2 separate regions of the Homo sapiens genome follow, and region 1 is linked to region 2. A link is an interaction called in ENCODE POLR2A ChIA-PET data of the cell type or tissue named here. Cell type or tissue: OCI-LY7. All regions are shown on one strand. Each heading gives the region's core, and the rest is flanking DNA. Links, peaks and the distances in the headings are about the cores only. Region 1 has its middle 8.8 kb from the start of MPZL2. Region 2 overlaps CD3D (CD3 delta subunit of T-cell receptor complex).

What was found. Peaks named below come from ENCODE experiments on the same cell type or tissue, not always from the same donor. Only the 100,000 strongest peaks of a DNase experiment are listed, where the experiment ranks them.
Region 1: POLR2A ChIA-PET joins it to region 2 with 7 read pairs; 7 of 35 experiments call an interaction of 5 or more read pairs at or near these places.

What each region holds. Positions count from the first base shown.
Region 1 is chr11:118,265,036-118,281,075 of GRCh38, forward strand. No RefSeq gene overlaps it. Among named protein-coding and RNA genes, the nearest start is that of MPZL2, 8.8 kb to the left of the region's middle. RefSeq lists an enhancer at 12,399-12,693. In OCI-LY7, for the core only: no CTCF peak of the experiment used is centred there; no DNase peak of the experiment used is centred there.
Region 2 is chr11:118,325,807-118,341,177 of GRCh38, forward strand. CD3D (CD3 delta subunit of T-cell receptor complex) reads right to left here. Exons shown (of 5, transcript NM_000732.6): 2 at 14,569-14,787; 3 at 13,969-14,100; 4 at 13,645-13,688; 5 at 13,269-13,421. The coding sequence ends at 13,356. Among named protein-coding and RNA genes, the nearest start is that of CD3D, 9.2 kb to the right of the region's middle. RefSeq lists an enhancer at 12,814-12,963. In OCI-LY7, for the core only: no CTCF peak of the experiment used is centred there; a DNase peak (open chromatin) is centred at 12,945.

The sequences.
Region 1 (16,040 bases), core at 1,688-6,687, 69 kb before region 2:
AACCAGAACTTTTCTTAAAAATCTAGCGTTCTTTCCACCAAATAACAGCTAATATGAACAATCAGACATGGGGCTCTCAAGGAAAAGGTTTTCATGATAACTTTGTTGTGCCTCGGATTTCATCTGTCATTTTTTGAATAGCTAAATGACTGAGAAGTCTAAAGAGCTGAGGAATCTAAACGAGAAAAGATGCCTCCTTGTCTGGAAAGAGGGTGGGTCATCTTTACAGATTAATGAAGCGGCACAGAAACATCGGTAGGAGGGGGATGAAGATTACACATGCAGTTAAGAAGTAGGCTGGGCTGGGAATCTAACCCTGAAAAAAGACAGATTGCGTTTATCCCTGGATTAGCAGTCTAGAAACTCTTCAGTCACTCATAAAATCTTCTAGCTGAATCCAGAGCAGAAAGGGTGGCAGGAACAAGAGAAGGCGGCAGGCTGAGTAGAAAAAAATAAAACATCATAAAGAGGGAAGAAAAGAGAAAATTCTACCAAAAGAGAGGAGAATGCAGAAGTGCAGAAAACAGAAAGCAACAGGAGAAAGATGACATGGGCATGGAGCAAAAACAGGTAGACAACCACAAAAATCCATTGTGTTGGAACTCAGAAAGCAGAGGTGGCCCCAAATGCAGACCAGCTGTGTGCTAGTGAAAATCTGTTGCATGGTGAGAGTTTCTGAAAACTGTGTGGCGTCTTTGTCAGATTCTAGTTCAGAAAGGGACCTAAAATCAGTCTGCTGGGGGAACCTTTCAGATGTTGGTGAGGAAGGATAAGATACAGCCTTTCTGGTATGTAGGTCAGAAGAGTTCAGCTCCAGGACCCTGAAAGAAAAAGAGTTAAGGAAACTTGATCTTGGTTGGCTTCCAACTTTGCAGGGAAATACAGCTACAGAGGAAGGAGAGGTAGAGCCAGGATTTTGAAGTCTACAGCAAATTGCAAAAACTGGTGAGAGGTAGAGTTACCAAAGAGCTCAGGGATGCAGTGAAAAGCAACAGGAGAAGAATCAGGGCAGGAAGAACTGAACAAACTGCCTGTTGTCAGGAGCAGAAATCCCTCCCCCAGGTAGCCAAACACCCATGAGCTGGTTGCCAGCCTTGCTCTGAGGGGCAGGAGTTATCCAGATCCCACTTCTCAGCTGAGTTCAAGTTCCTGGCTTAGTGCCTGGCAACGCCCAGTTCCTTCCAGTTAGCAGGAGTGGCTCCACAGTCAACCACTTCACCTCACTGGGCAAGGAAGAGGCCAAGGGTAGAAGGTTAAGAAGAGAAAATGCTAAATAAAAAGGATGTTTGCCCCTCACAGTTTTCTGGACACCAGTCAGCAGGACTTAGACCAAAACTGCAGGCATCTACATAAGGCCTAAGTTATGTTTGTGCCCAGGCAAATGGAAGGAAAGGAAGAGGAGTTCTGGAAATTGAAAAGAAGAAAAGTAAAGTTTTCAGAGACACCATTTTCTTTCTAAACTTTTCCAGAGAAAGATCCTGATTGTCATTTAAAATTGTGACATACCAATAGTTTTTGAAAGAATCTCATCTGTCCCATCCATCTACACATTTCCCAAAAAATGATTTCTAGTGAGTATCTAGACCTTAGCCAGCAGGAGACTCACTGGGGGCTCAGGAGACAGAAGGGACAGTGGGCCTGTATCAATATTTGTAAAAGTTGTCTTTCTCAACCTCCTAGGCAAAAATCTTTTTTTCACCTAAGGTGAAATTAGCATTCTGTGAAGCAAGGAAAACAAATAATTTAGCTCTTAGGGTCATCAAATAAAGCATTCGTTTACTCAAAAGTGTCTGTTCATATGTTTTTACTAGAAAAAATTCAGACATACATAGAATATTTCTACCTGGGAGGAAATAATATAAGATAGGAAGGTGAAGTAAACAAATAATTATCACTTTCTTGATTTTTAAATTCAATCCTTAAAGGATGAATAGGAATTCTGGAAAGAGGATAAACAAAGTCCTTCCCATTGGAACAAATGGGTGGGAATGTGGTACCCACAGGGACTAGCATGCAATTCCTCAAACCTGGAGCACAGGGAGGAGTGGCAGGCCAGGTGAGAGGCTAGGTCCACCTGGGCAGTGCCCTCATCCACCATCCTAAGGAGTGTGGACTTGATCCTAACAAATATACCCATTGGGGATGGCTAATATGTGACCCAAGAAGAGCATCCCTAGAAGTAGAATTACTTTGGTATTTCCCAGAACCATTAAAAACAAGAAGGAAAGTCTTGGGACACCAACGACCACTTACTCTCCTGGCTTTCGTTTGGGCTCCTGGCTTATGAGCCAGAATGAAAGTGTAGACCTAACATCTGTTTTCCAAAGACTCAGGGACTCCCAGCCTTCCCCAACCAACAACTCCAATCTCTAGCATCCTTTGTCAAAACTTCCCCGGGTTAAGGGAGCTTTTCAAAGATGAGAGAGGGAGGCTAGGCTGTCAAGAGTCCTAGATGAGAGGTGGGCTCTTAGCCCAAAGGAATAGTTGTGTTCCCTGTGGCCCTCCTTCTTGCCTGAAGTTTCCTAGAGATATTCCAAAACAGGTCTGGGCCTGAAACTGAGCCTCTATGAGTTTAGAAAAATCGTGGGAGGGAACGCTTTCCTGCCCCACCTCATTACAGCTGATATGCACCTCTCCAATAAGCCTCAGGCTCCTCTGGTAATTATAGAGGACAGGCACCATGCCCTTATTAACCAGCCCAAAGAAGAGACTCTGAAGTGGTTTAACGCTTCACTTATTCTCAAGGGAAGCTACATAGATTGTGCAGGGCTAGAGAGATGGGGCATTTTTGAAGATAACTTTAAGGAACCTCTCGGGAGGATAAAGGGATCTTGATAAATGAATTTATCTACCTCCCTGTTAACCATACACACCACATTTAAATGGTGGTAAGAATTTACATTATACTGTGTTTATTGATGAACACTGCATCTTTTATTATTGTTCCAGTTATCTCTTGTTAAAATTGGTTACCATGACCAATTTTTTATTCTTAGGGAGTTAATTAATTTCCTGAGAAAAGAAATAGCCACTTTTTTTTTTTTTTTTTTTTTTTTTGCTACTATATTCTAGGAGGCATGAGGTATAGGAGCTAGAGTTCAACCTGCCTAGATCCAGATCCAAGCTCAGCTGCTTACTAGCTATGTGACCTTGGGCAGTTATTTAACTCTCCGTGCTTCAGTTATCTCACATGTAAAATGGGAACAGTAACATTTACCCCATAGTCTGGATGTAAGAATCAAGTGACGTACATTAACTAAAGCTCTATGCTCAGCACCCACACAAAACATTCAGTAAATTTTAGTTGTTTGTGGCTATACTTAGTTAAGATGTTTGGGAAAAGGGCTGGCAGTTTCTTATGAAGCTAAACACTCAGCCACCCTGGCAATTCCACTCCAAGATGAATGAAATTATATATACAGAAAGATATTTGTAGGAGAATAATCATGGAAGCTTTATTCATAATAGCCCAAAACTGGAACAGCCCAGGGATCCATCAACAGAAAAATGGATCCTCTGTAGAATATTCATATCGTGAATCCTACTCAGCAATTAAAAGGAACAAATCACTGATACATATCACCACGATGAACCTCAAAAGTAAGTTGAACAAATTAGCCAGACACAAACAGTATAAACTCTTTGATTCCATTTATATGAAGTTCTAGAACAGGCAAAACTACCTTGTCATGAAAAAAGTATAAAAGTAGTGTTTGCCCCTGGGGGAATGGGGGCAGGGATTGACTGGAGGGGCATGAGAGAACTTTCTAGAGTGATATTAATGTTCTTCATCTTGACAAGGGTTTGAGTTACCGCTTGCCAAAACCCTTTGAATGGTGTACTTTTAAGACTTGTACATTTAATTGAATGTAAGTTTTACTTCAGTAATTTTTTTAAAAGAATTGTAAACAAATTCTAAACTCTCATTAATGCTGAAGTATTTACGGGGAAGCATCCTGATGTCTGCAATTTAATTTAAAAATGCATCAAAAATAAGATGCATTAATAAATGGATGGATGGAAGGAAGGAAGAATGGGTGGGTGGGTGGATGGATGGATGGATGGATGGATAGATATGTGATCAAGTATAGTAAAATGTCAATTGAAGAACCTAGGTGGGATACACAGGTATTTACTGTATAATTCTTTAAACTTTTCTACATGTTAGAAATTTTTCATAATGAAATGTTAAGGGGAAATTTGCTCCCACATTCACCAAGTTTCTTCAGCATTAAGTAAATGACAACACAAATTCAGTAATAAAGCGTTGGAGGTTCATTACATTATATCATTCTAATTTAGACATACCTTAGAATACTGGTAGATTTTAACAAATAAAAATTACCATTAATAATTTTAAATTACTATTTATCAAGTGCCTACCACGTACCCAGCACTGTGGTAGGCATATTACATATATTAGTTCTGATCTCCGTAACTGCAAGATGATACGTAGATATCTCCATTTTATAGATAAGGAATTGAGACTCAGAGAGATTGATTCATTCTAATACCTGTTGAGCCCTGTTGCTAGAAATTGTGCTAGATGCCAAACAAGACATTAGTGTGTGCCCTCAAGTTGCTAACTATATCTTAGGAAACACAGTCAAATAAGTAGACAATTACAATGCAATGTGACAAATGAGTTGTGATCAGAGAAACACGGAAGCCAGGGTCCTTCAGCCAGCCTTGGAGGCCTTGGGAAGGCTTCCCAAAACAGGAACCATCCAGTGTAGCTGGCTAGCAGCTACAGGCTCTAGGGTGAGAGAAACATGGGTGTGAATCAAAGGTCTACATCATTTATTCATTCATTCATTTAAGAAACACGTTTTGGGTACCTATGACATGCCAGGCATTTTCCTGGGCACACAAGGAATAAAGTAGTGAACAAAGGGACAAGGGGTGGTCAGGGAAGACCTCTCTGATAAGATGAAACTTAAGAAACATCTGAATGAAGTGAGGTAGTGAACCACGTGGATCAGGAGGAAGGACATTCCGGGCAGAGGAAACAGTACAGGGCCTGAGGCTCCCAGGAGAATGTGTGGAGTATTTGAAGAAAAACAAGGAGACCAGTGTGGCTGGAGCAGAGTGAAGGGGCAGTGGCGAGGGGCTAAGCATGGAGGGGTACAAGGCAGACCAGACCACCAGGGGTACAGGGCAGCATTAAAGGGTTATGAAAGACAATCTCTGGAAAGGGAGAAAATATTTCATATTTGCAAATCACATTTCTGCTAAAGGATTAATATTCAGAATACATAAAGAATTCCTGCAACTCAATAACAACAACAGCAACCAAACAACCCCATTAAAAAATGGGCAAAGGACTGGAATAGACATTTCTTCAAAAAGATATAAAATGGCCAGTAGGCACAGGAGAAAATACTGAACATCACTAGACATTAGGAAAATATAAATCAAAACCTCAATCCATTAGGATGCTATTATCACATCCACTAGGATAACTATTACCAAAAAAAAGAGAAAGAAAATAAGTGTTGGCAAGAATGTGGAGAAATTGGAATCTTTGTGTGTTGCTGGTGGGAATATAAAAGAGTGCAGTCACTGTGAAAAATAGTATTACAGTTCCTAAAAAATTAAACATAGAATTACCATATGACCCAGAATTCCACTTCTGGCATGTACCCAAAAGAATTAAAAGTAAGTACTCAAACAGATAGTTGGACACCGACGTTCAAAGCAGCATTAATCACAATAGCCAAAAGATGAAAATAACTCAAATGTCCATCAAAGTAAGAATGGATAGGCAAAATGTGACATATACATACAATGCAATATTTTCAGCCTTACAAAGAATAAAATTTTGACACATATTTCAACATGGATGAATTCTGAAGGCATTATGCTAAGTGAAATAAGCCAGTCACAAAAGGACAGATACTGAATGATTCTACTTATATGGGAGCATCAAGAATAGTCAAACCCATAGAGACAGAAAGTAGAATGGTGGTCGCCAGGGGCTGGGGGAAGAGGGGAATGGGGAGTTATTGTTTGATGGGTACAGAGTTTCCATTTGGGGAGATGTAAAAGCTCTGGAGATAGACGGTAATAATGGTTGCACAAGAATGTGAACGGACTTAATGCCACTGAACTGTACACTTAAAAGTAGTTAAAATGGTAAATTTTTTGTTATGTATTTTTGCTACAACACAAAAGAAAAAGAAAGGTTATGAAATGAAAAGTAAAATTATCTGACTCACGTTTAAAATGATCACTCTGACTGCTGTGTGGGTATCTGGATTTCAGTCTCTTCAACCATTCAATGAGGATAATGAGGCCTTCCTCATGGGGCGGTTGTGAGGATTGAATAAGATAGTGCAAATAAATCACTTAGCACATAATGGCACTCAATTAACATTATCTATTATTGCAATTACTATTATAATTCTTCAATTCTGAAGATACATACAAGGTGGGCAATGGGAGGTGGCATTTGAGAGGTGAGCCCAGGTAGGGGCAAAAGTAGGTACAAAGCCCAAGAAAGAAGAGAAAACATGGCCTTTTTGGCAATTAAAAAACTTGAGTGTGAGTGGAGAGAAAAGGGCAAAAAGAAAAGTGAATGACCCTCAGAGATGAGGCTGAAAATCTAATCAGGGGCCAGACCCAAGAGGCCCTTGATAAGAGTTAAGGAGTTAGGGCTTTATCCTGAGGGCAATGAGGAAACACTGAAACTGTTTAAGCAGTAAGTGATTTGATCAGATTTGGGAATTTGACAGATCGCTCAGTTACAGTATGGAGAAAGGCACTGGAGAGGAATAAGGCCAAGCAAGAGGCTTCCAGGAACCCAGGCAAGAGATTATTTGACCTGAGCTGAAATGGTGGCAGAGGGAATTGAGAGAAGTTAAGAGTTCGAGAGCTATCAAGGAGATGGAAAGGAAGGGGATTGGTACATGATTAGAAGTGGACAGAAGGGATATTAAGTATTGGAGGATAATTCTCAAATTTCGAACCTAGGTAACTGGGTGGAAGGTGACTGCCTTTCTCTCAAACAGAGAAGATGAAGACTTGCTGCATTTGATATTTCTATGGGACAGCCAAGCAGAGAGTTTAGTACAGCACTATTAAATAAAGTTTATGGGAGCCCATTGTTTTGGACTAGCCTCCTGCAGTAGGTCCCAGCAGACCAGACCAAACCAGAATAGAGCCACTCATGCTAGGTGACATGTTATCAGACTGAACTCTGAAATGGGCCAGTTTAAAGCAAACGAACAGAAGAGTCACAGTAACCAATCAAAAGAGGCCAGTGTACCTGAACTGGTATGGTAAGGAAGTCCCCTGGTTTTTTGTTTTGTTTTGTTTCGTTTTTTGGTGTTTTTTGTGTGTGTTTGTTTGTTTTGTTTTTTGGTTTTTTGAGATGGAATCTCACTCTTGTTGCCCAGGTTGGAGTGCAATGGAATAATCTCGGCTCACCGCAACCTCCGCCTCCCGGGTTCAAGTGATTCTCCTGTCTCAGTCTCCCAAGTAGCTGGGATTGCAGGCATGCACCACCACGCCTGCCTAATTTTGTATTTTTCGTAGAGATGGGGTTTCTCCATGTTGGTCAGGTTGGTCTCGAACTCCTGACCTTAGGTGATCCACCCGCCTCGGCCTCCCAAAGTGCTGGGATTACAGGCATGAGCCACTGTGCCCAGCCTGTTTTTTGTTTTGTGTGTGTGTGTGTGTGTGTGTGTGTGTTCTTTTTGATGGAGTTTCACTCTTGTTGCCCAGGCTAGAATGCAGTGGTATGACCTCGGCTCACTGCAACCTCCACCTCCCGGGTTCAAGCGATTCTCCTGCCTCAGCCTCCTGAGCAGCTGGGATTACAGGCGTGTGCCACCGCACATGGCTAATTTGTATATTTTTAGTAGAGACGGGGTTTCACCATGTTCGCCAGGCTGGTCTCGAACTCCTAATGTCAGGTAATCCACCTGCCTTGGCCTCCCAAAGTGCTGGGATTACAGGCGTGAACCACCATACCCAGCCAGAAGTCCCCTCTATTTTAGCCCAAGAAGGAAGGTCACTTCCAAACCACCCATAGGCTGGGTGCAGTGGCTCATGCCTGTAATCCCAGCACTTTCGGAGGCTGAAGCAGGAGGATTGCTTGAGGCCAGGAATTCGAGGCTGCAATCAGCTATAATCATGCCACTGCACTCCAGTGTGGCCATCAGAGCAAGAACCTGTCTCAAAAGCAAGCAAAAAAACCGTTCGTCCACTTTTTGTTTCCTGTATCTGCTTTCTTCAGCCCCTTTCTACCTATAAAGCCAACCCCCTGTGCTCAGCTCATCAGAACACTCATTCTGTTTTATGGAATGAGGTGTTGCCCTCTTCTAGAATTGCAAATAAAAGCCAATTCAATATTTAAGCTAAATCTGTGGTAATTTTGTCTTTTGACAGTAGTACCCAACACAGATCTGAGCTCTACAGAGAGTTCTGGACTGGAGATGCCAGTCTGACGTCTTTCACCTTTCTAGAAGGTAACTGTGAGAGTGGGAATAGATGAGATGGTCCGAGACCACAGTAGAGTGGGAAAGGGCAGAATCTAGAGGTTGAACAATACCTAAGGGACAAGGGGAAGAGGAGATGTCTAAAGTCACTGAATAAGAGTGTCCAGACGAAAGGGAAAGAGGAGAATTACCAGGAGAGAGTGGTCATAGAAGCCAAGGGAGAGAGGTATTTAAATAATGAACGAATATTGGGACCAGACGCAGTGGCTACACTAGGAGTACAGGCATACGGCCGAGGTGGGCAGATCACAAGGTCAAGAGATCGAAACCATCCTGGCCAACCTGGTGCAACCCCGTCTCTACTAAAAATACAAAAATTAGCTGGATGTGGTGGCACACACCTCTAGTCCTAGCTACTCGGGAGGCTGAGACAGAAGAATTGCTTGAACCCGGGATGCGGAGGTTGCAGTGAGCCAAGATCGTACCACTGCACTCCAGCCTGGTGACAGAGCAAGACTCCATCTAAAAAAAAAAAAGAGCAAATACACAAAATATCAAATGCTGCTAAAGTCAAATAAAACAAGGACTGAAAATGTCTAGAAGATTCCCCAGTTGGTGATTTTGGTGGAAGCAGTTTCATCAGAAAAGTTATGAAGCAGAGCCCATTTTGCAGTAGATTGAGGAATCATGGTAGACTAGGATGTAGTTTACTCTTCAAAGGACAGAGCTTATAAAGAGGGCAGAGACAGAGGCAGCTGGAAAGAAATAGGAATAGAAAGAAGTTTTCAGATCTTGATTTATTTGTTGGTTTTAAGGGAAAGACTTTAGCATGTTAAAATGCTTTTAGGACTGAGGCCAAAGACAGGAGGAAGTGTACCTCTTGCATTGTTAAGAAGAGGTAAAGAATGTTCTGGCTGCTTAAATCAGCCCTGGCTCATACCTCTTATTCCACTGTAATGATTAACTGTACGCCTTTTACGCTGTGGTGTTACAGTTTGGAAGAAAATTTATATAGTCCATCTACATAAAGGGGAGCCCCCAGATGGGGCACAGGTACAGTTAACTTTGAAGGTAAAAGGGTTGGGACAGAAAGTTGAAGGAGTTTTTGATCTGGGCGTGTGTGTGTGTGTGTGTGTGTGTGTGTGTGTGTGTGTGTGATTTTATAGTTTTTTCTCCCCTGTAAGGGAGTTATCATCTAGTGGTCTCTACTTTCCTTGTGTAGTAGAGAAGGAAAGTCACTGTCCTAGAGTAGAGGAGATGGAGAGGCAGAAGTCTTGAAGACAGAGGTGACCCAACGGTTTTTTGACAGGAATAAGAGAGGAAATTGGCCTAAGGCTGAGACTTAAAGAGATCAAGTAGTATAACCAAGGTCACCAGGCTAGTGATATAGTCAGACTCACAACAAGACCTGCCTAACTCACAGGTCAACTCCAGAGACAACTTCAACTCCTCCTTCAACATCAGTCTCCCTTCCTCATTAGAATCTACCAAACACGTCAACAGTCAACTCTCAGTTGTATGTACCAACCACTCTTTGACCAGTAGTGCCTTCCTTCCCTCCCCAGAACTGCACCTCCACCATTCTGGAAGACTTTTGAAGCAAAAGCAAATGAAATAAACAGTAGGCATCCTTTTCTCAGCATCTCTCCTGAAAGAAAAAGTCGAAGGGAAAATACTTGGAATTTTTGCCTACAATGAGGTTAGGACTGTGCAAAATCTCATTTTGTTCCGTTTGCCTCCTATTACTTTAAAAAAATAGTTTTGAGCAACTACCAAGTGTCAGGCACCATCCTCAGGAATTCAAGGGTGAAAATGATAAGATCTTAGCCCTCAAGGAGCTCTCAGGTTAAAGAAAAAGAAAATTAGTCACAATACAGGGTGACGTCAATAATAAAGGAAATGCCAAGTTCAAATGATAGCACAGGAAGAACAAGCTCTGCCTGGAAGCATGAGGGAAGCTGTCTCTGAAAAGGCTAACCATACATGGCATCCTTTAGCCAAGACCCGATGACAAAAGAACAGGGGGGCTGGGTTAGGGTGAAATAGCATGGCTCACACAAGAGCTTCAAGTCAGAGGCCAGCTTGTGGGAATCGCAATAACTACCATTTGTTAAATAATTTTCTTTCTTTTTTTATTTTTGAGACAGAGTCTCACTCTGTCACCCAGGCTGGAGTGCAGTGGCTCGATCACAGCTCACCGCAGCCTCCACCTCCTGGGCTCAAGCGATCCTCCTGCCTCAGCAACCCAAGTAGCTGGGACCATAGGCACGTGCCACCACGTCCACACTTGGATTCTTTGTAGAAACGGGGTCTTGCTACGCTGCCTAGGCTAGTCTTGAACTCCTGGGCTCAAGCAATCCTCCCACCTTGGCCTCCCCCAGTGCTGGGATTACAGGCGCGAGCCACCGCACCCAGGCAATAATTTTCTTTTAATATCTTTACATCTCACAACAACCTTAGAAAGTACTTTATTAATCTCCTCATTTTGCAGATGAGGGAAATGACACTAGGACATTTAGTAACTTACCCAAGCTTACATAGCTGGGAAGTAGTACAACTGGGCTTTAATTCCAAACTCCATGATCCTTCCTCCACAAAACAAGCTTAAGACAGAAGAGGCAGAGCAGCAGGAAAGGAGCTGTCAAAGGTGAGAGTCTTTTGTCTCCAGTTTGGTCCAAGGGTTTTTCATTGAAGTCTGATGATGTCAGGGAAATTCTAAGAAGTGATGGGAATTTTAAATAAGTGTGAAAGAGAAAGGCAACAGAGATTTGTCAGTAATGCTAAAGAGGTTTTACCTTTTTCATTATCAATGGGTTTTGTACACATATAAGGATTTAAGCATAGGTATGCAAAAGTGGTTGCATGGAGCACTCACTGAATCAGAACAGGAAGAGGGGTAGAGGAAAATCTGAAGGTTAGGTGGATTCTCCACAAGAGGTACACTGTCCCAGGCAGAGTGGAAAAAGGCTCCACCTTTTCCAACACCATTAAACATTTTGATCCATCAATACCACTGAGACAGTGAGCTTACGTTTGAAAACAGACATAAGCTTTTTTGGAGGAAAGCTGATCTTGCAAGTAGCCTACTTGAATAACAGCAGTGGAAGCTTAGAAGCTCATGGCAAGAACTGACTTGTAATCCCCACCAGTAATTCTTGTTTTCCCTGGCCTCAGCCTCAGCAACTTTCTGTCCAGGGTCCTTGACTTACTGTAACTCCACCTCTTGTTCTTTGCTCTTTTCACAAGCCATCTCAGCCATCTCAGGGGAGAAAAGGGGGCAGCAGACACATTTTGTTTGAGATAATGTAAGCAGGGAGAAGTATAGAATCAATAACTCAAGCAATGGGAAGAGTTTGCCTGCTTAAAACTCAAAATTGCAAGAAGCCGTGGAGACCTATTACACTAACATCTAGATTGGCATCTGGACAGACACCACTCCTCAAGATATTAGTAGGTACTGAACAACAGAAAAGATTCTGTACACAAGGGAAAATGCTAGATTAAACTAATGAAAAGAATTTTGTTTTGGTTTGGTTTTAGCTACAGTACTCCTCAGGGCTTTCAATATGCTAACATGGGACCAGGTTTTTTATACCTTACCTAGTCATCTTTCCAGAACTTTCTGTTCACTGAAAAAAATTGGGACAATGCATCTCAAAGTGTGGCCTGCAGACTACCTGGAAACTGTCACTGGTCCTTAAGGAGATAAATACAAAACCTGAGAGTAAGTATTTAAAGTTATTACAAGTAATTTGACATTGCCTCAACATCCAAGGCTGTGATCAGAGGACTCACTGGACAGGTTATAGAACAGTGCAGGGGTTGCAAATTGTATGGCAGGAGGCATCATCATAGATCTGCCAAATGCTGAAAAGCAGCAAAGGTGCTGAGTTAGCTAAGGTATTTCAGCCTTTCTACCTTCCCCTCCATTTCCCATTGAGGCCTGAAGCTTCAAGAGAACAAGCAGGTTGGACTTGTCAGAGTTGAGAAGCCTTTCTGAGTAGAAAGGGCAGCCAGCTGCTTGTCCAGGCAAACAGGATGTGAGTCTTCTCAGGTGAGTCAGAGCTAAAGAGGAAAGCCTTTCCTGCCTAGCTCAGTGAGGGGGTCCACCCTTAGCTTTGGAAAGGGGAAAACTCAGGGAAAAGTCCCAGCAACATCGCTCTTTTCTTGCAGTTTGTTCCAATGTTATATGCTGTCTTGAGTGTCAATATCTGCTGAGCTACATTAGCAATAACCAAGAGGAAAAGAAGCTTTTAAAGCCAAAGAAAAATTGTCATTTAAAGTTGTCACCTTGGGGACAAGCTTTTATTCTAATGATGCTGACGTTATTCCAGATATTTCTAGAACATTTTTAGAATTGCCTTAGGAGTTTGAATCATAACATTTTTCGATTTAAAAAAAAAAAACCAGGGTCTCGCTCTGTTGCGCAGGCTGTAGTGCAGTGATGCAATCTCGGCTCACTGCAACCTCTGCCTCCTGGGCTCAAGCAATTCTCCCACCTCAGCCTCCCTAGTAGCTGGGACTACAGGCACGTGCCACCATGCCCGGCTAAGTTTGTATTTTATTTGTATTTTTAGTAGAGACAGGGTTTCACCATGTTGGCCAGGCTAGTCTCAAACTCTTGACCTCAAGTGATCCACTCACCACAGCCTCCCAAAGTGTTGGAATTACAGACATGAGCCACTGCATCCAGCCTTGAGATTTTTACTGATGGCAAATCCTCATGCTTTTGAGAATGGGCTTGATTTTTGGACACATTTAAAAGTCATGTAGATCAAATCCAAAGAAAGTAAGAAAGTGAATGACCAAACCAGGCACTGATTATAAAATCATAAGTATGATGACTTGTGAAATGCATAAATGGTCCCTGAGGATCCTTTAAAAGACAGGATTCTCTTTAAAAGCTCTTTAGGCCAGGATCGGTGGCTCATACCTGTAATCCCAGCACTTTGAGAGGCTGAGGTGGGCGGATCATTAGATCAAGAGATCGAGGCCATCCTGGCCAACATGGTGAAACCCCGTCTCTACTAAAAATACTAAAATTAGCTGGGCATGGTGGTGTGTGCCTGTAGTCCCAGCTACTCAGGAGGCTGAGACAGGAGAATTGCTTGAACCCAGGAGATGGAGGTTGCAGTGAGACGAGATCACGCCACTGCACTCCAGCCTGGGCAACAGAGCAAGACTCTGTCTCAAAAAAAAAAAAACCTCTTTAAAAACTGTTTTGTGCATAACTATAATAAAGGTATAATTTTCCATTTACTTTAAGGTCTCTTATCTTATTAAGCTGGATGTATACCTTAACTGGCTCTTCTTAATTCACAGATTAAGGCCTTTCATGATCTGCCTCTGTCAACTAACCAGCCCCTCTTTCCCCACTTTCCAGGCTCCTTAAGCCTTATTCATCACTATGCCAAACTAATCACATACTTGTTCTTACCTCCACATATATATTTGTGCATATGTTCTGTCTACTTTATCCAGCTGATCAACTCTTATTTGCCTTTCAAAATTAAGTTCACATTCCATGAAGCCTTCCCTGTCCCCTGGACCTGGAGTTAATAGTTCCCTTAGCACCTTGGGACACCTTTTTTATAGCCTTTGCTGCACTGTATGGTCATTACTTGTTTACACGTCTGCCTCTACTGTAGACTGAATCCCTCCAGGGCAGGGTTCATGTCTCTGTATCCCCAACACCTAACTGTTAGGCACATAGTAGATGCTCAATACGCATTTGCTGGATGAGTGAATGCATTCTTACTGAAGCATCTGTGTGCCCCACACCTCAGTGATGCTAAGCAGTATGGAGCTCCCACTGTTGGAACCTAAAGAAGTTTACTAAGGAAGTGAAGTGACAACCTAAAACTCAGTCCCAGCTTTAACTTGGCTTATCTTTGCATCTAAGTGAAGATCATCTCTAAGACTGGGATATCTACACTGAACAAGGGCTTCCCACCTTCCTCTGTTTTCAGCCTAGGTGCAACCATGAAAGGAAAGGAGCAAATGTAATCTGTATCATAATATATTCTATTTGAACATGATTAAATTAAAACTAATTGATAATGTCGATTAAATAATAAACACTAATTAAATACTAATTGTCAGAATGTGTCTCCTACTTTTATTCACTCTTTATAAGTTTTAATTACTAAGTTAATGATCAAGAATGGTACTATGTTGGGCTGAAACCTAGGATTTGGAATATACCCATTCATTCATCTACCAAATAATGTTTAAATTGAATTTAAAAACTAAGGCTGAATAATTATAGAGCACCTGTTATATGTCTAACACTGTGCTGAAAAAAAATATATGAAGATGCCATATTTAGCTTCATGGAATTCACAACCCAGATACTAGAACCTTCCATCTGCAAAGCTCTTTGCAAAGCATTTGAATACATTGTATCATTTAATTCTCACTATTCTATTCTACCCAATTTTCCTCATCTACTTTAGATAAGGAAAATGAGGATGACAGAGATGAAACAGTTTACCCAGTTACTCAGCTCACTCTGGCTAGAAAATAAATGGAAAAATTAGGGCTGAATCTGGGAGTTCTGTCTCTAAATCCAAAGCTTTTCTCATGGGCTCACACAAAGTCAATAATTTTTTTTTTTTTTTTTTTGCTTTTTACTATGGAACATTTCAAACATATACAAATGTAGATAAAATAATATAACAAACCCCATGTCCTATCACCCAGCCCTTATTATCAGCAACCCATGGTCATTTATGTCTTTATCTACCCACCCAATATTATTTTGAAGCAAATTGAAGATACCATATCATTTTGCCCATAAATATAACTTCTGTTAAAAGATAAACTTTGGCACACTTTAAAACTTTGAAGAGTTTATTTGAGCAAACAGCAATTCATTGATCAGGCTGCTCCAAACTGGAAATGGTTTGGGCTTCGAGGACGGAGCAAGAGGGGAAGGCTCTAATAGGGTAAATGCAGAAGCAGAGCAAAGAAATTATTTGATTGGTTAAACTTCCAGAATTTCCTTATTTAGACTATCCAATAGGAAGTTAAAGACAATATAACTAATGCCCAGATGGCCTTCTGTGATTGGCTAAGTTTCTTTTAAATTAACTGCTTACAGGAAATGAGACTGAGTTAGGTTTTAGCTTGCTTAGTAGGAACTTAGTTAGAGCCTCCTCAGTCTAATGCCCCCCCCATTTAATTATTTAAATACTTCAACACCATTATCATATTTTATTTTATATTTTTAGAGATGGAGTCTTGCTCTGTCACGCAGGCTGGAGTGCATGGCACAATCAATTATCTTGCCTCAGCCTCCCAAGTAGCTGGGACCACAGGAGTGCACCACCATCCCTGGCTAATTTTTTTTTTATCTTATAGTAGAAACAGTCTGTCTATGTTACCCAGGCTGGTCTTGAACTCTTGGCCTCAAGCAATCCTCCTGCCTCGCCCTTCCAAAGCGCTGGGATTACTGGCCTGAGCTACCATATCCAGTCTCCATTATCATATTCTAAGAGAATTAGCATTTCCTAAATGTCAAATAACCAGTGTTACAATTTCCAGTTATCTCATAAATGTTATAACATGTTTTTACAATTTGTTTATTTGAATGAAGGT
Region 2 (15,371 bases), core at 10,372-15,371:
ACTATGATATCTGAGAGGGAAAAAAATGAATTGGCCATATCTGGCCAGGCACGGTGGCTCATGCCTGTAATCCCAGCACTTTGGGAGGCCAAGGCAGGCAGATCACCTGAGGTCAGGAGTTCAAGACCAGCCTGGCCAACATGGCGAAACCCTGTCTCTACTAAAAAATATAAAAACTAGCCGGGCGTGATGGTGGGCGCCTGTAATCCCAGCTACTCTGCAGGCTGAGGCAGGAGAATTGCTTGAACCTGGGAGGCGGATGTTGCAGTGAGCCAAGATTGCTCCACTGCACTCTAGCTTGGGCCAGAGAGGGAGACTCCATCTCAAAAAAAAAAAAAGAAAAGAAAAAAAATGCATTGCCCATATCTAACCAGCAGATTTGATATTACAGAAGAAAAGATTAGATTAGTGGGCTTGAAGACATAACAATAAAAACACAAAGAGAAAATGAAACGCAAAGAAAAAAATTAAAGAATAGAAAAGAATATATCATGCTAACACTAATGAAAAGAAAACCGTATATTAACATCAGCCAAAGACATACTTCAAAGACCAAAGAATGTTACCTGGAATACAGAGAGATATCACGTCATGTCACAATGACAAAGGAGTCAAGAGAATATAGCAATCCTAAATGTTTATGCACCTAGTAACAGGGATGCAAAATTGGCAGGCATGGTGGCTCACACCTGTAATCCCAACACTTTGGGAGGCCAAGGTAGGCAGATCACTTGAGGCCAGGAGTTCAAGACCAGCCTGACCAACATGGTGAAACCCTGTCTCTATAAAAAATACAAAAATTAGCCAGATGGAGTGGTGGACATCTGTAATCCCAGCTACTCAGGAGTCTGAGGCAGGAGAATCACTTGAGCCCAGGAGGTGGAGACTGCAGTAAGCCGAGATCACGCTACTGTACTCCAGCCTGAGCGATAGAGCGAGATTCTGTCTCCAAAAAAAAAAAAAATTGAAGCAACTCACCACAAATCAATGATAAGCATTTGAGGTAATGCATATATTAATTAGCTTGATCTAGCCACTCCACAAGATATACATATTTCAAAACATCATACTGCACACCATAAATGTATACAATTTATATTAGCTTATTAAAAGTAAATAAATAATAAATTTTTAAAATAAAAAAACCCCAATTACACAATTTAAAAATTGAAGCAATCCCAGCATTTTGGGAGGCTGAGGTGGGCAGATCACCTGAGGTCAGGAGTTTGAGACTAGCCTGGCCAACATGGTGAAACCCCATCCCTACTAAAAATACAAAAATTAGCAGAGCATGATGGCAGGTGCCTGTAATCCCAGCTACTCTGGAGGCTGAGGCAGGAGAATCGCTTCAACCCTAGAATCAGAGGTTGCAATGAGCTGAGATAACGCCATTGCACTCCAGTCTGGGCAACAAGAGCGAGACTCCCTCTCAAAAAAAAAAAAAAAAAATTGAAGCAAAAACTAATGAAACTTCAAGGAATAATATACAAATTCACAACTGTAGTTAGAGATTTCAACATCCCTTTTTCAAAAGGTAGTAAAACAAGTACAATCAGCCCTCCCTATCTGAGGGTTTCACATCCACGGATTTAATCAACCATCAATCAAAAATACTTAGAACAAAAGTGGATGGTTGCATCTGCACTGAATGTGTATGGACTTTTTTATCATTTTTTCCTAAACAATACAGTATAATAATTATTTACATGGCATTTACATTGTATTAGGTGTTATAAATAATGTAGAGACGATTTAAAGTATATTAGACAATGTGCATAGATTATATGCAAATACTATGGCATTTTGTATAAGAGACCTGAGCATCCATGGATTTTGGTATCTGAGGATTCTAGAACCAATCTCCTGTGAATACCAAGGTACCACCATAGACCAAAAATCAGTAAGATACGTAAACCAAATTCACTTGATTAACATTTATAAAACCCCACACCCACCACCAACAGAATACACAGCCTTTTGAAGTGCACACAGAACATTTATCAAAATTGACCATATTTGGGGTCATAAAACAAATCTCAATATATTTTAAAAGATTAGTCACATAATGGAATTAAATAAGAAATAAATAACAGAAAGATAAACTAGGGATGTTAGCCAGAATAATGCTTCCTTCAAGTATGTCCACATCCTAATTCCTAGACCTAACAAGAGGTCACCTCACATGACTGAAGGGACTTTACAGATGTAACTAAAGTTAGAGACTCCGTGATGGGAAGATTACCCTGGATTATCTGGGTGTGCCCAATCTAATCATATGAGTCTTTAAAAAGGAAGAGGAAGGCACAAGCATGAGTTGCAGAGAAGAAACAAAAGGAGAAAAAGAAAAGATACAAAGTGTAAGAGGGCGTCAACTCACCATTTCTGGCTTTGTAGATGGAGGAAGGAGGTCATGAGGCCAACGAATGTGGGTGACCTCTAGAAACTAAAAATGGCTCTCATTTTACAGCCATTGAGAAAACAGGGACTTCAGCCATACAACCACGATGAACAGAATTCTGCCAACAACTCAACTCGGCAGGAAACGGAGTCTCCCCTAAAGCCTCCAAAAAGGAATGCAAGCTGCTGACACCTGAGTTTTAGCTCAGTGAGATCCATACTCTACTTCTGACCTATAGAACGATAAGATAATAAATTTGTGTAGTTTTCAGCCACTAAACCTACGGTAATTCGTTACAGCAGTAATAGAAAACAAATACACTGGGAACTCTTGAAATATTTGGAAAGCAAATAACACACTTCTAAGTAGCCTATGAACAAAAAACAAATCAATGGAAAAATTAGAAAGTATTTAAACTGAATGATAATGAGAACAAAACATCAAAATCTTGGGGTTCCTGCTAAAGCAGTATTTAGAAGGAAACGTATAGACAGAATTAAATGTAGATTAGAAAAGAATAAAGGTCTTAAACAATGAGCACAGCTTCCACCTTGAGAAACTAGAAAAAGAAGAGCAAATTAACTCAAAGTAGACCCCAAAAAAAGAAAGAAAGAAAGAAATAGTGAAGATTACTATTCACAATAGCAAAGATGTGAAATCAACCTAAATGGCCATCAACAGTAGACTGGATAAAGAAAATGAGGTACATACACACCAGGGAATACCATGCAGCCATAAAAAAGAATGAGATCATGTACTTTGCAACAATATGGATGGAACTGGAGGCCATCATCCTTAGCAAACTAATAAAGAAAACCAAATACTTCATGTTCTCACTTATAAGTGGGAGCTAAATAATGAGAACACATGGACAGAAAGAGGGAAACAATAGGGGCCTACTTCAGGGTGGAGGGTGGGAGGAGGGAGAGGTTCAGAAAAAAAACTATTGGATACTATGCTTAGTACCTGGGTGATGAAATAATCTGTACACCAAATCCCCATGTCACAAGTTTACCTATATAACAAACCTGGACATGATCCCCTGAACCTAAAATAAAAGTTAAAATATTTTTTTAAATAAAACTAAACCACATATAAATGAAAAATAATTTAAACAATTATAAACAAAGTTTAAACAAAAATAAACAATATGAGAATAACCATGAAAAATAAAATAAAGATCAGAGCTGACATCAATAAAATAGGAAACAGAAAAACAACAGAAAAAGCAATGAAACATTTCAGAAATAAATAATCTGTAAGTAAAAACAAAAATCAATGTGACCAAACAATGGTCCAGAGACCAATAAAACTGATAAATTTCTAGCCAGATTGATCAGGAAAAAAATAGAGAAGATATAAATTATCAATATTAGGAATGAGAAATAACATCACAGGTCCTACAGGTATTAAAAGAATAAGAAGTCAGGCACTGTGGCTCACGCCTGTAATCCCAGCACTTTAGGAGGCTGAGGCAGGCAGATCTCCTGAGGTCAGGAGTTTGAGACCAGCCTGGCCAACAAGGCAAAACCCCATCTACTAAAATACAAAAATTAGCCCTACCTGGTGGCTCATGCCTGTGATCCCAGCTACTGAGGAGGCTGAGGCAGGGGAATAACTTGAACCCGGGAGGCGGAGGTTGCGGTGAGCTAAGATCACGCCATTGCACTCCAGCCCAGGCAACATAGTGAGACTCAGTCTCAAAAAAAAAAAAACAATAAGAAAGGAATGTTATTGTCTTAGTCCATTCACCTTGCTATAACAAAAATACAGAATGGGTGGCTTGAACAACATTTATTTCTCAGTTCTGGAGGCTGGGAAATCCAAGATTTCCCAGATTTAGTATCTGGTAAAGACCCACTTCCTGGTTCATATCTTCTTACCATATCCTCACATGGTAGAAGGGGCAAGGGGGCTCTCTGGGTCCTCTTTTGTGAGGGCACTAATGCCATTCATGAGGGCTCCACCCTCATGACCTAATCACCTCCCAAAGCCTCCACCTTCTTTTTTTTTTTTTTTTCAGTTTTTTTGTTTGTTTGTTTGTTTTATTTTTTATTTTTTTATTTTATTTATTTATTTATTTTTTTAATTTATTTTTTTATTGATAATTCTTGGGTGTTTCTCACAGAGGGGGATTTGGCAGGGTCATGGGACAATAGTGGAGGGAAGGTCAGCAGATAAACAAGTGAACAAAGGTCTCTGGTTTTCCTAGGCAGAGGACCCTGCGGCCTTCCGCAGTGTTTGTGTCCCTGATTACTTGAGATTAGGGATTGGTGATGACTCTTAACGAGCATGCTGCCTTCAAGCATCTGTTTAACAAAGCACATCTTGCACCGCCCTTAATCCATTTAACCCTGAGTGGACACAGCACATGTTTCAGAGAGCACAGGGTTGGGGGTAAGGTCACAGATCAACAGGATCCCAAGGCAGAAGAATTTTTCTTAGTGCAGAACAAAATGAAAAGTCTCCCATGTCTACTTCTTTCTACACAGACACGGCAACCATCCGATTTCTCAATCTTTTCCCCACCTTTCCCGCCCTTCTATTCCACAAAGCCGCCATTGTCATCCTGGCCCGTTCTCAATGAGCTGTTGGGTACACCTCCCAGACGGGGTGGTGGCCGGGCAGAGGGGCTCCTCACTTCCCAGTAGGGGCGGCCGGGCAGAGGCGCCCCTCACCTCCCGGACGGGGCGGCTGGCCGGGCGGGGGGCTGACCCCCCACCTCCCTCCCCGACGGGGCGGCTGGCCGGGTGGGGGGCTGACCCCCCCACCTCCCTCCCGGACAGGGCGGCTGGCCGGGCGGGGGGCTGACCCCCCCACCTCCCTCCCGGACGGGGCGGCTGGCCGGGCAGAGGGGCTCCTCACTTCCCAGTAGGGGCGGCCGGGCAGAGGCGCCCCTCACCTCCCGGACGGGGCGGCTGGCCGGGCGGAGGGCTGACCCCCCCACCTCCCTCCCGGACGGGGCGGCTGGCCGGGCGGGGGGCTGACCCCCCCACCTCCCTCCCGGACAGGGCGGCTGGCCGGGCAGAGGGGCTCCTCACTTCCCAGTAGGGGCGGCCGGGCAGAGGCTTCCCTCACCTCCCAGACGGGGCGGCTGGCCAGGAGGGGGGCTGACCCCCCCACCTCCCTCCCAGATGGGGCGGCTGGCCGGGCGGGGGGCTGACCCCCCCACCTCCCTCCCGGATGGGGCAGCTGGCCAGGCGGGGGGCTGACCCCCCCACCTCCCTCCCGGACAGGGCGGCTGGCCGGGCAGAGGGGCTCCTCACTTCCCAGTAAGGGCGGCCGGGCAGAGGCGCCCCTCACCTCCCGGACGGGGCGGCTGGCCGGGCGGAGGGCTGACCCCCCCACCTCCCTCCCGGACGGGGCGGCTGGCCGGGCGGGGGCTGACCCCCCCACCTCCCTCCCGGACAGGGCGGCTGGCCGGGCAGAGGGGCTCCTCACTTCCCAGTAGGGGCGGCCGGGCAGAGGCGCCCCTCACCTCCCGGACGGGGCGGCTGGCCGGGCGGGGGCTGACCCCCCCACCTCCCTCCCGGACGGCGCGGCTGGCCGGGCGGGGGGCTGACCCTCCCACCTCCCTCCCGGACGGGGCGGCTGGCCGGGCGGGGGGCTGACCCCCCACCTCCCTCCCGGATGGGGCGGCTGGCCGGGTGGGGGGCTGACCCCCCCCACCTCCCTCCCGGACGGGGTGGCTGCTGGGCGGAGACGCTCCTCACTTCCCAGCTGGGGTGGCTGCCGGGCGGAGAGGCTCCTCACTTCTCAGACGGGGCAGCTGCCAGGCGGAGGGGCTCCTCACTTCTCAGACGGGGTGGTTGCCAGGCAGAGGGTCTCCTCACTTCTCAGATGGGGCGGCCGGGCAGAGACGCTCCTCACCTCCCAGACGGGGTCGTGGCCGGGCAGAGGTGCTCCCCACATCTCAGACGATGGGCGGCCGGGCAGAGACGCTCCTCACTTCCTAGATGTGATGGCGGCTGGGAAGAGGCGCTCCTCACTTCCTAGATGGGATGGCGGCCGGGCAGAGATGCTCCTCACTTTCCAGACTGGGCAGCCAGGCAGAGGGGCTCCTCACATCCCAGACGATGGGCGGCCAGGCAGAGACACTCCTCACTTCCCAGACGGGGTGGCGGCCGGGCAGAGGCTGCAATCTCGGCACTTTGGGAGGCCAAGGCAGACGGCTGGGAGGTGGAGGTTGTAGCGAGCCGAGATCACGCCACTGCACTCCAGCCTGGGCACCATTGAGCACTGAGTGAACGAGACTCCGTCTGCAATCCCGGCACCTCAGGAGGCCGAGGCTGGCGGATCACTTGTGGTTAGGGGCTGGAGACTGGCCTGGCCAACACAGCGAAACCCCGTCTCCACCAAAAAAATACGAAAACCAGTCAGGCGTGGCGGCGCACGCCTGCAATTGCAGGCACTCCGCAGGCTGAGGCAGGAGAATCAGGCAGGGAGGTTGCAGTGAGCCGAGATGGCAGCAGTACAGTCCAGCTTCGGCTCCGCATGAGAGGGAGACCGTGGAAAGAGAGGGAGACCGTGGGGAGAGGGAGAGGGAGAGGGAGAGGGGGAGGGGTGTTTGTTTGTTTTTAAGACAAGGTCTTGCTCTGTTGCCTGTGTTGAAGTGCAGTGACTTGATCATAGCTCACTGCAGCTTCTAACTCCTGGGCGCAAGTCTTTTTTTTTTTTTTTTTTTGAGACTCTCTCTGTCACCCAGGCTGGAGTGCAGTGGTACGATCTCGGCTCACTACAATCCCTGCCTCCTGAGTTCAAGAGATTCTCCTGTCTCAGCATCCTGAATAGCTGGGATTACAAGTGCACACCACCACACTCAGCTAATTTTTGTATTTTTAGTAGAGATGGGGTTTCACCCTGTTGCCCAGGATAGTCTCAAATTCCTGACCTCAAGTGATCTGCCCACCTCGGCCTCCCAAAGTGCTGGGGTTACAGGCGTGAGCCACCACACCCCACCTTCTCCCAAAGTCCCCACCTTCTAATACCATCACATTCAAGGTTAGGAATTCAACACAGGAATTTCGGGGGAACACAAACATTCAGCCCATAACAGTTATGAACAATCGTGCCAATAAATTTCACAACTCGGGTAAAATGGACACAGTCCTTGAAAAAGCCCACTGATGATGAAATAGATAGCCCAAATAGCCCTTTATCTATTAAATAAATTGAATTTGTAGTTTAAAAAAAAATTCAGACCTAGGTAGCATCACTGGTGAAATCTACCAGACATTTAAAGAAGAAATAATACCAATTCTACACAAACACTTCAAGAAAATTGAAGAAGGAATTCTTCCAACTTGTTCTGTGGAGACCAGATTTACCCTGTGTTGATTACCCTGGTTAATTTTATGTGCCAACTTAGCTAGGCCCAGATATTTGGCCTAATACATCAGTATGTTGTTGTGAAAGTATTTTTATAGATGAGATTAACATTTAAATTAGTAGACTTTAAGTAAGGTAGATTATTCTCCATAACGTGAGTGGACCTCATCCAATCACTTGAAAGCTTTAAGAGAAAACAGACTGAGGTCCTGTGAGGAAGAGGAAAATCTGTCTCTAGATTGTCTATGGACAGTTGCAACAGCAACTCCCTTGGTCTCCAACCTGCCAAAATACCCTGCAGATTTTAGACATGTCAGCTACATGAGCCAACTTCTCTAGAGAAACAGAACCAATAGGGTACATACACAGTTGTCCCATCCCTCGGTGGGGGATTAGTTCCAAGACCTCCCCATGGCTACCAAAAGCCATGGATGCTCAAGTCCCTTATATAAAATGATGTAATATTTGCATGTAACCTGCACACATCCTCCTATATACTTTAAACCATCTCTAGATTACTTGTAATACCTAATACAACATAAATGCCATATAAATAGTTATTGTACTATATTGTTTAGGGGATAATGACAAGAAAAATTCTGTATCTGTTCAGTACAAGTGCAGTCATCCTTTTTTTTTTCCAAATATTTTTGATCTTCAGTTGGTTAAATCCACAAATGCAGAACCCATGGATTCAGAGAAACAGACAAACTGAACCAATGGGAGATATATATATATATATATGTGTGTGTGTGTGTGTATATATATATATATATATATAAAATTAAAGTAGACAAAGAAATAATAAAGATTACTATTCACAATAGCAAAGTGGGATACACGCACACAAACACACACACACACATACACACACACACACACACACACACACACACACATATATATATCACATTGGTTCTCTCTCTCTGGAGAACCCTAATATACTGATACCAAAAACAAAGACATTACAAGAAAAGAAAACTATAGACAAATCCTCTCATGACTTAGAGGCAAAAATTCTTAACAAAATTTTAATAAATTTAATCTAATAACATATCAAAAGAATAATACCAAATGACTAGAGTTTTTTTCAGGAATGAAAGGTTGGTTTAACATATCGTGCCATCAATGTAATGTACCATATTAACAGACTAAAAAAGTAAAACCATATTATCATCTCAATGGATGCAGGGTAAGCACTTGACGAGACCCAACATCTATTTTTGATAAAAATTCTCAGCAAACTAGAAAGAAAAGAACTAGCTCAATCTGTTAAAGGACATCTAAGAAAAACCCACAGCTAATGTACTTAAAGATGAAAGACAATGCTTTCCTCCTAAGATCATGAACAAGACAAGGATGTCCTCTCTCCACTTCTATTCAACATTGTACTGGAGGTTCTAGCCAGTGCAATAAGCCAAGAAACAGAAACAAAAAGCACCCAGATAGGAAAGAAAACAAACTGTTTTTGTTCACAGACAACATGATTGTCTATGTAGAATACTCAACGGTCTTACAAAAAGTTACTAGAATTAATAAGTGAGTGTAGCAGTTTTGCTTTTTGTTTTGATTAATATTCAAAAATTAATTGTATTTTTATATACTAGTAATAAACAATTGGAAATTTAAAAAATTTTAATACCATATATAGCCTGGTACAGTGGCTCACACCTATAGTCCCAGCACTTTGGGAGGTCAAGGTGGGAGGATCGCTTCAGTACAGGAGTCCAAGACCAGCCTAGGCAACATAGTGAGATCCCGTGTCTACACAAAAATAAAAATATTCAGGCATAGTGGCACATGTCTGTAGTGCCAGAGCTACTTGAGAAGCTGAGGTGGGAGGATCACTTAAGCCCAGAAGTTCGAGGCTGCAGTGAGCTATAATCATGCCACTGTACTTCAGCCTGAGTGACACAGCAAGACCTTGCCTCTAAAAAACCAAAAAAAAAAAACAAAGCACATACAATAGCATCAAAAATATAAAATATTTCGGAATAAATCTGGTAAAATATATGTTCATGTATGAAAAGACTCAATAGTGTTAAGATGTTAATTCTCCCCAAATTGATCTATAAATGCAATACAATCTTGATCAAAATCCCAGCAGGCATTTTTGTAGTAACTGAGGAGCCAATTCAAATGGAAGTGCAAAGGACTTAGAGTAGCTAAAACAACTTCCTTTAAAAGTTTTGGGCCAGGCATGGTGGCTCACGCCTGTAATCCCAGCAGTTTGGGAGGCCAAGGCTGGCAGATCACCTGAAGTCAGGGGTTTAAGACCAGCATGGCCAATGTGGTGGAACCCTGTCTCTACTAAAAATACAAAAATTAGCCAGGTATGGTGGTGGGCACCTGTAATCCCAGCTACTCAGGATGCTGAGGCAGGAGAATCACTTGAACCTGGGAGGCAGAGTTTGCAGTGATCCCAGATCAGGCCACTGCACTTCAGCCTGGGCAACAGAGTGAGACTCCATCAAAAAAAAAAAAAGTTTCACCTGGCCAGGGGTGATGGTTCATGACTGTAATCCCAGCATTTTAGGAGGCTGAGGAGGAAGGATCACTTCAGACTTAGGTAGCAACACTGGTGAAATCTATCAAACCCAGGAACTCAAGACCAGTCTGGGTAACAAAGCAAGACTCTGTTTCTACCAAAAAATTTTTAAAAATTTGCCAGGTGTGGAGATCACTACTCCATCCTTGAACTCCTGGGCTCAAACAATCCTCTGGCCTCAGCCTCCCGAGTAGCTAGGACTACAGGTGCACACCAGCACACCTAGCTAGCATGAGTGTTTTTTGTTTTTGTTTTGTTTTGTTGTTTTTTTGTTTGTTTTTTTATCATGTGACATAAGATTTATTGACTTCATATCAGCATTTAAGTATTGTTAACTTTTTTTTAATTTTATTATTATTATACTTTAAGTTTTAGGGTACATGTTTGTTTTGTTTTTTGAGACAGGGTCTCACTCTGTCGCCCAGGCTGGAGTGCAGTGGTGAAATCATGGCCCACTGTAGCCTTGACCTCCCCAGGCTCAGGTGATCCTCCCACCTCAAACTCCCAAGTATCTGGGACTACAGGTGCGCATCACCACACCAGCTAATTTTTTTGTGTATTTTTGTAAAGATGGAGTTTCTCCAATATTGCCCAGGCTGGTCTCGAACTCCTGAGCTCAAGTGATCCACCCACCTCAGCCTCCTAAAGTACTGGGATTACAGGCATAAGCCACTGCACCTGGCCAGGCACCAGTGTTTTTAAAGGTCCCAGAAGATTCCAATGTGCAGCCAATGTTGAGAACTGGGGAATGAGGGATGTAAATGAATCCGAGGAATACAAGGTATTATGAATGTGTGGAACGCGAGAAGGATCCAAAGTTTTGGTTAGATACAAGCCATGGAAGGGATGCCCAAGGTAGAGAATCCAGTGGGAAAGCAGGATCTTGGGTTAGGACGACTGCAGGAGTAGGGATAAAAAGGATAGGGATAACTCAGAACTATGAATGAAACATGTGAATTAGACATTTGTTCTGTCTCTCATGAAATTAGGGTCTGAATGTATCTTGAGAAGATGGTGGGCAGAATCATCCAATTTTCTGGCTATGTGGTTACTAATTCTTTTCTCCTTTGGGAACCCAGGTCTATGAAATTCTCAGTCATTAAACTTTCCAGAGGCTCTTTAAATTATTTGTGTAATCAGAGAACAAAAGAAGGAATCCCCTGCTCTGGGATCCAGGAACAGGCATAAAAGACATAAGAGAGAAAGTGGCCTCTATTCTCCCTCTAAACAAGAGACTCTGAATTTGGGCTGTTTCAGAATCAACTGGAAACACCCTGCCTAGAGTGCGTCTCTAGCACTTTTATTTTATTTTATTTTATTTTATTTTATTTTATTTTGAGACCAAGTCTCGCTCTGTCACCAGGCTGGAGTGCGGTGGCGCAATCTTGACTCACTGCAACCTCCGCCTCCCGGGTTCAAGCAATTCTCCTGCCTCAGCCTCCCGAGTAGCTGGGATTACAGGCGTGCACCACCATGCCCAGCTAATTTTTGTATTTTTAGTAGAAACGGGGTTTCACCATGTTGGCCAGGATGATCTCAATCTCCTGATCTTGTGATCTGCCCGCCTAAACCTCCCAAAGTGCTGGGATTACAGGTGTGAGCCACCATGCCTGGCTGCATTTATATTTTTAATAAATCCCTCAGGCCTCCAAAGTTTCAGAACCATAGCTATTTTTTTTTTAAGATAGGGTCTCACTCTGTAGCCCAGGCTGGAGTGCAGTGGCACAATCATAACTCACTGCAGCCTCCAATTCCCAGCCTCATGCAATCCTCCCACCTCAGCCTCCCAAATAGCTAGGACTACAGGTGCCCACCACTGCACTGAGCTGATTTTGTTTTTTTTTTTGGTCGAGACGGGATGTTGCTATGTTGCCCAGGCTGGTTTTGAACTCCTAGGCTCAAGTGATCCTCTTGCCTCTGCCTCCTAAAGTGCTGGGATTACATGCATGAGCCATTGTGCCCAGCCTAGAACCACTACCATTAGAAGTAATAGAAGATGACATCTATTGAAAATATCCCTGTCTCAGCCAGGTGCAGTGGCTCATGCCTCTAATCCCAGCACTTTTGGAGGCTGAGTGAGTGGATCATTTGAGGTCAAGAGTTCGAGACCAGCCTGGCCAACATGATGAAACCCTGTCTCTACTAAAAATACAAAAATTAGCTGAACTTGGTGACACATGCTTGCAATCCCAGCTACTCAGGAGGCTGAGGCAGGAGAATCACTTGACTCCAGGAGACAGAGGTTGCAGTAAGCCAAGATCATGCCACAGCACTCCAGCCTGAGCAACAGAGCAAGACTCCATCTCAAAAAAAAAAAAAATCCCTGTCTCAAACTCCTGCTTTCCAGGTAGATGGAGCGGGATAATGTGCTTTAATTGGTGAAGGGTTTCTGATCCCCATTTATCATGCAGAAGGCAGGAGCAAGCCAGAGACAGGTCCTGGCGAAAGGAAGCTAAAATGGTGCCTTTGATACAGGGGAAAGGGATACGAAAGGGGCTTAGGTGAGACCTCCTTACAGCTAGTGGCACCTGGTCAGCAGGGCCGTAGAGTTGAGGCCATCCCCTTAGCAGCAGTGGGACTTTGTTACACACACCCTCTGAGTCTTGGTGAGAAACTAGTCCCAGGGCCCCTTGTTGTCTCTGCCACTCCCATTCATGACATCATGGAAACTTCTGTGCGGCTGGGCTCCTGAACACAGCAGCCTGCCCTCGGCTGGATGAGGCAGCCAAAACCCTAAAAGGGTTGTGATAGGGACTGGAGTCAACAAGTAGCTGTGGGAACGTGGTGGCGCAGACCCTTCACCCAGGGAGCCCTGTGGGCTAGAAACACCAGACAGCCAGGATGTGGCGAGAGACTGCCCAACACACTGTCTGTGTGAGGCAGAGGAAGGAAGGAGATGAAGGAAGAAACAGGTAGGTAGGAGGGCGAGATCCCAAGCAAGTCAGGACAACTCCCACGCCTTGCCCAGGAGCCTTAAGAAGCCCAGGCACCTGCTGAGTGAAAGAGGATATATTTATTGGCTGAGCAAGAAGGGAAGGTACAGTTGGTAATGGCTGCTTCTAGAAGCCACCAGTCTCAGGTTCACTTGTTCCGAGCCCAGTTTCCTCCAAGGTGGCTGTACTGAGCATCATCTCGATCTCGGAGGGGCTAAGAGAGGAGAAGAGAAAACGGTCAGGAGGCAGGGTTAGAACTCTTCAAGGAAGGGCCCCAGCAGGCCCTGACGATGAGAGCTCCTGCCTGACCTCTCCAGTCACACCCAGCAATGAACTCCCCAGTAGGACCCTTCCCACGTGCAAACAGCATTCAGTGTGAGCCTCTCTATCCCCACTTACCCTCCCTTCATTCCTGCCTCCTTCCCCTCAACGCTCACCTGATAGACCTGGTCATTCCTCAACAGAGCTTGTGTGTCGGCAGCTAGAAGAACCAGAGAGAGACATCAATGGCCTAGCAGATGGGACTGTGAGATCCACCCTCCCACACCCTCAGAAGTCTGCATGAGTGATATGAACACACAAGTTCTTTCAACAGTCAAAGTTCTAGGAGTCTTTAGGAGATTGCAAGAGTAACTCCCAGCTGAGACTAAACCTACCACCAGCCCCATTCCTTAGCTGGTGCATAAGCTCACTGGTACACACACACACACACACACACACACACACACAAACACACTCTCATGCTCTGCTCTTCCACTAACCCCCAGACAGCCTTCCAGTCTCATGTCCAGCAAAGCAGAAGACTCCCAAAGCAAGGAGCAGAGTGGCAATGACATCAGTGACAATGATGCCAGCCACGGTGGCTGGATCCAGCTCCACACAGCTCTGGCACACTGTGGGGGAAGGGAGGAGAGAGGAGAGGTTGAGAGCCTTTAAGATCAGGGAACCATCCTCTGCCTCCTAGGGCAACCCTTAGATCTCTTATGCCAAAACCCAAACTTCAATAAGACCCTGGGAGAAAGGCCTGGTGATGGGCTTGCCACACCTTCCTCCACCCTGCATCCTAAGGAATCCCTGGGAAGAGCCAAGAAGTAATCTCAGCTTTTGGGACCTTGAACAAGGTGGTGGGCCAAACCTCTCACCCAACCAAGGCTGCAGTAACATGACCCCTACTGCTCTGTCTTGCTGAGTTAAGCTCTCTCTTCCACTTTGAAGGTCCCCAAATCTGGCTTGTACCATTACAATAGTGACCTCACTTTGTTTAGAGAACAGATGGGTTCACCATATCCCTCTCTAGCCAGAAAGTTCTCACATCCAGAAGCCCTATCCATTCCAACCCAAAGGGTTCAGGAAGCACGTACTTCGATAATGAACTTGCACGGTAGATTCTTTGTCCTTGTATATATCTGTCCCATTACACCTATATATTCCTCGTGGGTCCAGGATGCGTTTTCCCAGGTCCAGTCTTGTAATGTCTGAGAGCAGTGTTCCCACCGTTCCCTCTACCCATGTGATGCTGGTATTGCAATTCACAAACACTCTGTCCTCAAGTTCCTCTATAGGTATCTTGAAGGGGCTCACTAAAGGGGAAAAAATATCACAGTTGGAGACAGCTCTTTGATCTGCACCAAGCCCTTTGTTCTGCGGAAGCTCATACTTAACAGAGACCATTTTCCTGGTCCAGGACAGTTTATGGCTTCCATCAAGAGAGACAGAAGTCACAAGAAAAAGCCTTCAGAAAGTTCCCCACCAACTGCAGGGGTCAAGGGGGACATGAGGATGCCATTCAAGCAGAGGACAGGTCTTGGGGCCTTGGTGCAAAAGAGGACCCCTCAGAGCAGGATTGACCCAAGCACCTTCCTGGAAATGAATCCAGACCACTGATGAGGAGTAGGGGGAGCACGGACCACTGAAGCACCTGGAAGATGTGGAAAGACAGAAGAACATTCCTCGATTGGAAATGTCTGCATTTTTTCTTCAAGGAAACATCTAATTCCACTTCCCAGCCATCTACAACACTCCCACTTCAGCTTCTTATCCTCATCCTTCCTCATTGCCCCTGCTCCATTGACAACCAAGAAAGCGGGGCTCTCAACACTGAAGCCTTTCCCAGGGCCAGGGATGGCTGTGGGTGGAGACCAGCTGGTTTACCAGCCCCTGAATT